Linked DNA regions of Homo sapiens: region 1 is linked to region 2. Evidence: chromatin loops called from intact Hi-C (ENCODE). Cell type or tissue: HepG2. All regions are shown on one strand. Region 1 overlaps MYBPC1 (myosin binding protein C1). Region 2 overlaps CHPT1 (choline phosphotransferase 1).

Evidence for each region. Peaks named below come from ENCODE experiments on the same cell type or tissue, not always from the same donor. Only the 100,000 strongest peaks of a DNase experiment are listed, where the experiment ranks them.
Region 1: it touches region 2 in a loop (2.6-fold over the local background); 1 of 110 quality-filtered maps calls a loop at or near these places.

Annotation. Positions count from the first base shown.
Region 1 is chr12:101,615,835-101,620,834 of GRCh38, forward strand. It overlaps MYBPC1 (myosin binding protein C1), which reads left to right. Exons shown (of 32, transcript NM_002465.4): 3 at 1,368-1,409. Among named protein-coding and RNA genes, the nearest start is that of MYBPC1, 23 kb to the left of the region's middle. In HepG2, no CTCF peak of the experiment used is centred here; DNase peaks (open chromatin) are centred at 287, 2,507 and 2,897; H3K4me3 peaks cover 501 bases.
Region 2 is chr12:101,710,513-101,715,512 of GRCh38, forward strand. CHPT1 (choline phosphotransferase 1) reads left to right here. Exons shown (of 9, transcript NM_020244.3): 2 at 3,578-3,725; 3 at 3,992-4,133. Among named protein-coding and RNA genes, the nearest start is that of CHPT1, 15 kb to the left of the region's middle. In HepG2, no CTCF peak of the experiment used is centred here; a DNase peak (open chromatin) is centred at 2,959; H3K4me3 peaks cover 1,159 bases.

The DNA.
Region 1 (5,000 bases), 95 kb before region 2:
GCAATTATAAAGCTCTTCCTCTTCCTCCCTGGAGATCGTTTTTCTTTTTTCTTTGTTTTCTTTTTTCTTTTCTTTCTCTTTCTTGAGACAGGGTCTTGCTCTGTTATCCAAGCTGGAGCGCAGTGGCACCATCACAGCTCACCGCAGCCTCAAACTCTTGGGCGCAAGCAGAGATTGTTTTTCAGGAGGGCAGTTTGAGAAATCTAGCTGCTCACAAGAGGCCCTTTGTCCAGCTAAGAATACTAGATTCACACACTCAAACCCTAAACAGTATAGAGAAGTATTACTATGTGTCGAAATGAACGAAAACTGGCTCAGTGCCATATGAGTTCAAACGGGAAAGCTCAGATTTATTTTCTTTAGATCTTGATCTTGAAACTAGTGTAGATGTGTGACATTCTTCTTAGGATCTTCCTGTTCCTTGGTATGTTTTCTCCTTGCCCATAACAAATGTACTTTGACCAACATTGAGTACACTGAGAACCTACTGGCCATTATAAACAAACCTTTCCCTTCTGTTTTTCAGATCAGTTACTGCCACTGAGCCACTATCGTTTCCTTTGTATGTCATATTTCATATTCATTGCACAATATTGACTTCCTGTTGCTCAAATGTCTCCTCCCAAATTCTGCTAAAATTGTCCTTCTTAGTTAACTGAGATTTGAATCTCCATTCATCAGTCCGAAAAAAGAGAATGCATTCTTGAAACAATTCTTTTCTTACTGATTCCATAAGTCAGATACCATTTGCAGGTCTAAACTAATATGATCCCAAACACAGAGAAATGCAAACTAGATGGTCTCAACTGGTAGAATCTGATGTTACTGCTCTTGTTTTGCATTTATTGCCACTAAACCCAATCCAGAAGATTCACATGGACACTGAAACATTTTCTTTGAAGCAACATACACTGCACACAATTACATATTTTGTACTTTACTAGAAAATCTAGAAGTCCAAACTCTTGGAATCATTACATGGGGCAAACTGACTTTTCTTTAAAAAGTCAGTCCCTTGCTGAGGTCTAAAATAAAGTGGCTCACATTTGTTTTGCCTAATTCTACTCCAGCATGTTATATAACATGATCCAAGTATAGTTGAGTGCATTTTAACAAAATCTGTATTGAGTGTTCTTATGTGTACTTTTCCAAAAATGATCAGATTAATTGCTTTTCACTAAAAGTTTAGTGTGGCTCTAAGTTATAATTTCTAAATTCATAATTCATGTACAGCACGAGTATTCAGTATCATTTATGACCTGTTCTGCTGTCATTTATTTCTTCCCTCCCCCTCTCCACCCCGTTGCTCATCACACAATAAAATGCTTTAAGGCACTTTAAAAAATATGCTTGTACTTTCTACACAGAACCAAGTAAAGAGAAGGAGGCCGGAACTACACCAGCAAAAGGTGAGTTGGAGGGAGGGAGAGTGAGGCTGAAGTCAACAAAATTAGAAGCAGAAAGAAGTCAGTAATGATTGTCATGGTGGCTCCATAGAATTTCTCTGCATTATCTTTCGTTCTGCCTTTGCATCTTATCTGCAAGTCCCAATCAGTATAATGACAAATGGTGCATTGCTAAGTTTCCATTACATGTATTTCTAAAAGAAAAACAACAATGATAAAAATATCACAAGCACTTGTTGAGATGCCAGCAAATTAATTGGTAGTTTCCAAGTTTCGACATGCATGCTAAGAAAGAGAGGTGTTTGGTCTTCTTAGGATTATATCAATTGGGAAAATTATCTGAATTACCCGGTTTTTTTTTAAATTAAATGTTTTCATGTTATTGTGTGAACTGTTCCAGGGTTCACTAATAATTTTGAAGGCTAGCATCTCACTTTGTAACACTGACTATGTATTCATGTAGATTTATATAATGATTTCTACAGATACACAATATAACATTAAGAAGACATGTTGCCCCTTCTTGAACTGGAAACTATTCCTGTAATATTATCCTATTTTTACTTTATATGGAGATAGTCTCATTTTAGAAAATAATCTTAATCATATACTTCTGTTACTCCATGAAATGCTAATTCCTTTGTCTCACCATGGAAGAAATGATTATCATTACTGACCATCTGTCTTAAGCTAAGGAGCATTAGTCTTTCATAGAGGGAAGTTTCATGAAGGTGGATTAGACAGCTTTGCTGTATATGTTTGTATTGTCATTTTAAAAGTGAACCTTTTATTTGCATAATGAATAAAAAAGTTTAAATTTTGGAATAACTATTTCCTGACTGCAACAAGAAGTTTCTCTTTTTCCTGGACACTGCTCAAAACCATGTTAAGTATCTCTTTGTTCTTGATGTGTCATATTTCATTATCTAATTTCTATGATATTCTTGTGTCCTATACATTAGTAAAATACTTTTTTCTTTCTTTCAGTAGATTGGATTACTTTCCTTCAGCTAACTTGAACTTATGCTCTCATAATGAACGCATAACGTTAGTATACTCACTTTGTCCTTGACCTTCAGTGGCTCCCATGGAGAGTAACATGAATACTAATCCTGGCCACGTGGGCGCAGTTTGAAGGTTATTTGCTTATGGAATGCAGACAGTGCAAACTCCTAGAACTCCTTCCATGGGATGGTTTCAAGGAGGTTTGGGCATCCTGGCTGAAATTATTGTAATATTATTCTCTACAAGGCCAATGGGCATACACCTCTGTTTCCAAATTTGGAAAGGTGTTTGGGCCAGGCTGCAAGGCTCAACCAACAGAGCAGATGATGTAATCCCAGAGGGCAAGCTGTCAAAGTTTAAACAAAGCCTGTGCCTGACCCTTAATTTGAAAAGTCACCATATTATACTTGTATGCTTAAATGAGAAAATGTCTTTCCTTAAAGTCAACCAACCAACAAAAACTCTTTTATTTATGGAGAACACAGCGTGATGAAAGAGCAAGGCTAGATGACTAGGGCATTTTGAAATTAGTAGCATTTTTCTGACGTTTGCAGAAGATAAGCAAAACCATGACCACATGCAGTTGCATGCCCAGGTACAAAAACTGCCGTGTGTGTGTGTGTGTGTGTGTGTGTGTGTGTGTGTGTGTCTGTATATATATTATATAATGGCAAATACATGTATATATATATGTATTTGCCTTACATACCTAGGAAGCAAATCAATTTGGGATAGAAAGTGACATCCCTAAATAAAGAAGGTAAGTGAATGGAAGTTTATAATAAATATACAGTCCTCTTCATCAAGGACAGAGAAAATACCTATGCAAAAAGTAGACACAATAATTACTGCTACTTGGATATCCCCAGTTGAGAAAGGAGCCCTGCACGAGCATAAACAGGATTGATGGGTGCAACCTACCTTTTCTCCAGCATGAGCTAGAACTCTCCTGCTCTCCCTCCCTCCTCCAACTGTCAGTCTATTTTTTTTTTTTAACCATCCAACTCAGGTTTCACTTCTTTGAACAGCTTTCTCCTGACCATCCTGGCTTACTTTTATCTCCCCTTCTTTCTCCTGATTTCTCTTGGACCTGTTGCCTCCATCATTCAATCACTCTTGTCTCCACATAATCGCACATTAATGGTTGACTCCTTTTCCTAACAGGTTGTAAGCTTTTTGACATTGGCCCCCTCATCTTATTCCCTCCAGCATCTGGCAGAGAGCTGCACATAGCAATCATCTAATGAATACTTGCAAAATGAATGAGCAGTTGAATTTCCATGCTGGCTTAGCTGCTGACCATTCAATGGTAATCTGGATAGATTTTTATTTCCATTCAACATGTGTGCTGGGTAGGAGGATGAACATCCTATGTATGTTCTTAGTCACTGAGGGTTAGAATGAGACACTGCTGCAGAACAGAAGGATGATTTCCACTGTAAGACCAACTTGCCTAAAGCTACTGAAAATGGTCTTGCCTGGATTTTGGTACATTTTCAGCACTTTAACTGGTCTTCTATTTAATTGGTTGACATATATTCAATTAATTGCTCCAAATCTGTCACTATTAAGAATATTATTCATCGCAATCCAGCCTTAACATCATTCCCAGATTGATTGAATCATTCTGCAACAGCTCAGAAATGTTCTGAAAATGCTTTTTGAAGCCACAGAGAGTAGATTCTAGAAGATTTAATCTTAGAAGTAGTATTTGTGATTAGATTTGCCAACTTTTTCATATTTGCTAAAAGTCTCTGTCTGGAAAGCAGCCAATTTCCCAGCACGGGGTTTTATGATTGTTTGCTTGCTTGCTTGCTTGCATCTGGCTATCCATCCAGCTATCCTGTTCCTTAATACTGACCACTTTGTCCTGGGACCTGGGCAAAGTCTTCTGGAATTGAAACAAGAGAGATGACAATAAAGAAATGTGTTTAGCCCAACAGCAATAGCAGAAATTAGATGTGCAAATCTCCTTTAGAGGAATCATACCAGGAGGCAATGCCTTTATACAAATAACGCTGTCCTGGCTTAGAATTCTTTCATAATAATTATAGGTAGCAAATTGATGGAACACTAAATATAGATTCTTTTCTGTATGCTCAGTGGGGCCAAAGATTCGCCTTTTATTCTAGCACGTATTTATTCAGCAAGATTTGCTGAGTGTTGGCTACATGCCAGGCACAGATCTGGGCACTGGGTCCTGCCCTCCTGGAGCCAAGTTACACTTTATGGGGAAGAACAACCATCAACAGAGGAAGGTGGATTTCAGTTTTGAAAGCAGACAAGAGTCACAGAGGGCCATGTGTAGGGAATAACGTGGGTGATCAAGTGGGATCATACTTTTTTTTTGTCAACTAAGATCCAACATCCTATGTCTGAACATAGGGTAATTGGAGTAGGTTTCTGCTGTGCCTCAACAGCTGGCCCTGTGGAAAGTTCCGAAAATGGTTCTGTGGCTGGTCCAAAAAGTGACAGCAGCATTAGAATCAGAGGCCACTTTGAAGACCTGTACTCATTTCCATGCCTAAGTGCTGATATTTTATTTTTACATCTTATTAGCTTAGAGTCTGTATCTTTTCAATTGGTAAA
Region 2 (5,000 bases):
TTCCTCTCTTCTCTGTTTACATTCCCAGTCTCTCCCTATTTAAACGCCTCTAGTATCCTAATGAAGCACTTTTAAACTGGTGAACAGTCTTCATTTCCCTTTTCTAAATTAAGAGCGGGATATAATTTGGGGTAGAGTCACCACCAGTTGTGGTGTAAGGGTTAATCAAATTTATTTCAGTATGAATTTCTGTTAATACCTGACCATGAGACCTGCCTGTAGCTAGTTTCTCAGATCAGAGGTCAGAATTAAGCTTTCAATGTTGACTTTTAGAGTTCTCCTTGAGAAGATCCAGATTTTCAGTATAAAGAGTTACATAGAGAAATGGAAGATCCCTCTGACATTTTGTCATTACAGAAATTTTAATAACTTCAATGTCCAATTTTACATATGTTTGACGTGTAACTTTGCTTTCCTTCAATCATCAAAATTAAAAACAATTTTTCATAGTAGAAAAAATGGGTAAGAATTTGCTAGTTTGATATGGTCAACTAATTTTTGATAAGGGCCCCAAGAGGACACAATGGGGAAAGGATAGTCTCTTCAATAAATAATGCTGGGAAAATGATTTCCATAGGCCAAAAGAATGAAATTGGACCTTATATTACACTGTATACAAAAATAAACTCAAAATGGATAAAATACCTAAATATAAGAACAAAAACTGTAAAACTATACCCAAAGGAAATGAAATCATCGCCGTAAAAAGATACTTGCACTCCCATGATCATTGTAGCATTATTCACAATAGCCAAAATACAGAAACAGCCTAAGTGTCTGTTAACATATGAATGGATAAAGAAACTGTAGTATGCACAATGGAATATTACTGAGCCCTAAAGAACAAAATCTTGCCATTTACCACAACATGGATGAGCCTGGGAGACATTATGCTAAGTGAAATAAGCCAGACACAGAAAGAGAAATATGGTATGATCTTGATCTCGCGTATACACAGAATCTGAAAAAAAAATTCAGAGATAGAGAATGAAACTGGTTATCAGGAGCAGAGGGGCATAAAGGGGAGGAAATGGGAAGAGGCAGGTCAAAGGATACATTACAGCTTTGCAAGATGAGCAGGTCTAGAGATCTTATGTACAACCTGAGGGGTATAGGTTAAAAAAATTGAACTGTAAAATGAATAGATTTTAGCTGCTCTTGCCACAAAAACAAAAAAATGGGTAACTATGTGAGATGATGGATATGTTAATTTGCTTCAGTTTAGTACCGTTTCCATCTATCTACATATCCCATAACATCATGTTGTATACATAATAAAATTTATCTTTAAAAAAGAATTTACTAGTTTGAAAAGAATTTACTAGGTTAACAGAATTGTTCTCTGTAAGACACTTTGGGATTCTTTCAAAAGATTCTGGGTGGGATGTGTTGTTTTTCATTTTTGTACTGTCGTGATGACTGCTTAGTTTTGTTTGCCCTTTCTTAAATTGTTTCACAGTTTCCAAGATAAACTTTTAAGAACGTGCTCACTGGAACTGAATATGATATTTTATTTATTTTATTTTTCAAGACAGGGTCTCGCTCTGTCACCCAGGCTGGAGTACAGTGGCACTCACTGCTCACTGCACCCTCGACTTCCCCAGGCTTGGGTGATCCTCCCACCTCAGCCTCCTGAGTAGCTGGGACTACAAGTGTACACCGCCGCACCAGGCTAATTTTTATATCTTTTGTAGAGATGGGGTTCACCATGTTGCCCAGGCTGGTCTTGAACCCCTGGGCTTAAGCAATCTGCCCACCTTGGCCTCCCAAAGTGCTAGGATTATAGGTGTGAGCCGCCGAACCTGGACTGTGATTTTCTGCTTACTACTAGTTTTCATTGATTTAATTACGATGTGCCTTGATGGGTGTTTAAAAAATATTTATTCTGTTTGGGGTTTGTTGAGCTTCTTGGACATGTAGGTTTATAGATTTCATCAACTTTGGACATTTTTCATCATTTATTTCTTCTTATATTTTTCGTGCCCCATCCGCTCTTTTCTCTTTCTAAGACTCTAGTTACATATGTGCTAGACTGCTTTCTGTTGTCCCACCACTCGCCGATGCACAGTTCAATTATTTTTAGTCGTTTTTCTTTCGTCATTTTGGATAGTTTCCATTGGTACATGCTTATTGATCTTTTCTTCTGTGGTGTTTAATATGCTGTTAATCTCACCCAGTTTATTTTACAATTCAAATATTGTAATTTTCATTTCTGGAGATTTCACTTGAGTCTTTTCTTCCATTTCTGTTTATAATTTTCCTGTTTTCCTCTACTTTCTTGAACATGTGGAGCATATTTATAATAACTATTTTGATATCCTCATCTGCTAATTCTATTACTTCTGTTCATATTGATTCTGATTGTATTCTGATTATATGGATTTTACTTCTAGTTGTCAATTATATTCTCCTGCTTCTTTGCATGACTGGTAATTTTTTACTGAATGCCAAACCTTGTGAATTTTACCTTTGGGATACTAGATTTTTTTCCCCTAAGATGTACTTTATGATGGCTGTAGTTAAGTTGCCAGGAATTACTTGGATCCTTTTGAGGCTGGATTTTAAGTTTTGTTAGGGCTGTCCAGAGAAGCCTTCAGTCTAGGGTTAATTTATGCCTGCTGGTAAGGCAGTACACTTCTGAGAACTTTACCCAATGCCCCAAGTATTAATGAGGCTTTCTGCTTTGCCTGGTGGGAACATGAATGTCCCAGCCATGTATGAGCTTTGAGAATTGTCTGACCTTCAACATTGCAGTGCTTCTCTCCCTGGCCTTTGTTAGTTTCATCTCATTCAGGCACAGATGAGTTCTCAGCCGAAGACGGAAAGATACCCTTCCGTAAGACGTCCACAACTTATGCTCCTCTCTCTGTGCAGCTCTGTCCTCTCAGGCACTCTGCCTCACAAATCCTAATTGCCTTGACCTTCCTGAACTTTGTGTTTCTCTTAAACACAGCATGATTGCTGGACTCTGTTCTGGTCATGGGACCTGCACTGTGGCCTGGAAACTGACTCTGGGAAGTTAGCTGGAGCAGTCGCAGGGCTCATCTCATTTGTTTCCCTTCTGTGAGGGATCACAAGCCTGCACTGCCTGTAATGTTTGAAAACTGTTTTTTGTTTTTTGTTTTTTTAAAAATATATTTTATTGCCTTTCTAGTTATATAAGGTGGGAGAGCAAATCTAGTCCCTGATACTCCATTGTGAATGGAAGCAGAGGTTGGCAGTTGGCCCCTAAGGTCTTTTTTCACAGCAAAAATTTAACTGAGTAATTTCAAATCTGTGGCATAATGCATAGTATTATATTAAAAGAGCCATGGATGTAAGAATCAAGATCAGGATCCTAATCCTTACTCAGTTGTTTAACTTTGTGTTTCTTACATTGTGGACTTCTGTGACCCTCTACCTAGATGACTTAAAGCAGTTAATTTGATTTCTCAATTTAATTCGCATCTGTAGAATGAGGGTTAGAAATGTTCTTTATAACACACGGGGTGCTACAAAGTGTGAAGCCTTAGGTTGAGCTATTTTCAGAAAGCTTATTATCACTTAACAATCTTTATTTTATTTACATTTTTTATAGGCACCATACTGGACATACCTTTTATGTGCACTGGGACTTTTTATTTACCAGTCACTGGATGCTATTGATGGGAAACAAGCCAGAAGAACAAACTCTTGTTCCCCTTTAGGGGAGCTCTTTGACCATGGCTGTGACTCTCTTTCCACAGGTAAATTAGTGGAGTTTTTTATTTTTTTATGATACCTTAAAAATAAAATGAACTGAGCTGTTTGGTCAGTTTTTTGGATGGATATACATTTGGGAGCAAATGTATGGAGTTGTTTAAAAAGTATGTCAAGAATTCATTTTGATAAGTGTACTTTATTTTAATGCCATGATTATTTCCTTAGAGCTCTGTATTTCTAAACAGCATAGGGCAATTATTTCATAAATTATTTTTAATTCTTAATGATTCTTAAACTTTGTTTCTTTCAGTATTTATGGCAGTGGGAGCTTCAATTGCCGCTCGCTTAGGAACTTATCCTGACTGGTTTTTTTTCTGCTCTTTTATTGGGATGTTTGTGTTTTATTGCGCTCATTGGCAGACTTATGTTTCAGGCATGTTGAGATTTGGAAAGTAAGTATGCTTTTTAAGTTGTACATTAAAAAATATAATTGAATTCATTTGCACAATCTGTTATGTCATTCATCGATAATAAGGAGAACAAATCTTCAATCAGTAACTTAAATTAATTCGTCGGAGTACTCATAAATGCTACACCTTAAGTCTTTTAGGTACTCTGCATGTTATAAATAGTTACATTATTTGATAATAATTTTATTTTTCTTCTCCTCTTCTCCAACTTAATCATTAGCCCAAGTTTACAATAGAGAGGATTAAAAGAAAATTAAGGGACCTGAATAATATAGAAAAGGGATATGCAGTACTTAAATAAGCATTTGATTCATATAATAAAATAATGCAGTGTGGAGTCTAAGGTCCTTTTTTGGTCGAATCTTCATGTGCACAGAAAGGGGACCCGCCTTGACAACAGTCACCAGCATCAGGTAATTGTGAGACTCTCAACTGTGGTAGGCAATTGGTGAGATAATGTAAAAGCACCTTGTAAATGCTAGTGCTAAACATTAGATAGTATTATCTGCCTCTGTTGCCTCTTTCTTAGAGACCAGGAAATAGTGCACAAAGCAGGAATACTATTCTCTGTTCCTCTTTTTCATATAGTTCCCTCTCGGTCTGATCCTTTTAAGAACTTTGTCATTTGCTCATTTTGGCTTTGGCTTCCCATGCCTACTGATTCTTTTTAGCCCCACTTTATTGCTGAAAAGGAGAAACAGTAGCTCTGAAAAAACTCTCTAATGATAAATGATAGGAGAAGCTTAAAACTATGGATCATTTAGCAGAGGGCAGGCTTCAGGCAGTTGATTCTCAATTATGGAATAATTGTATTTACCACCTATCGAGCACTTACATGTTTCAGGCATT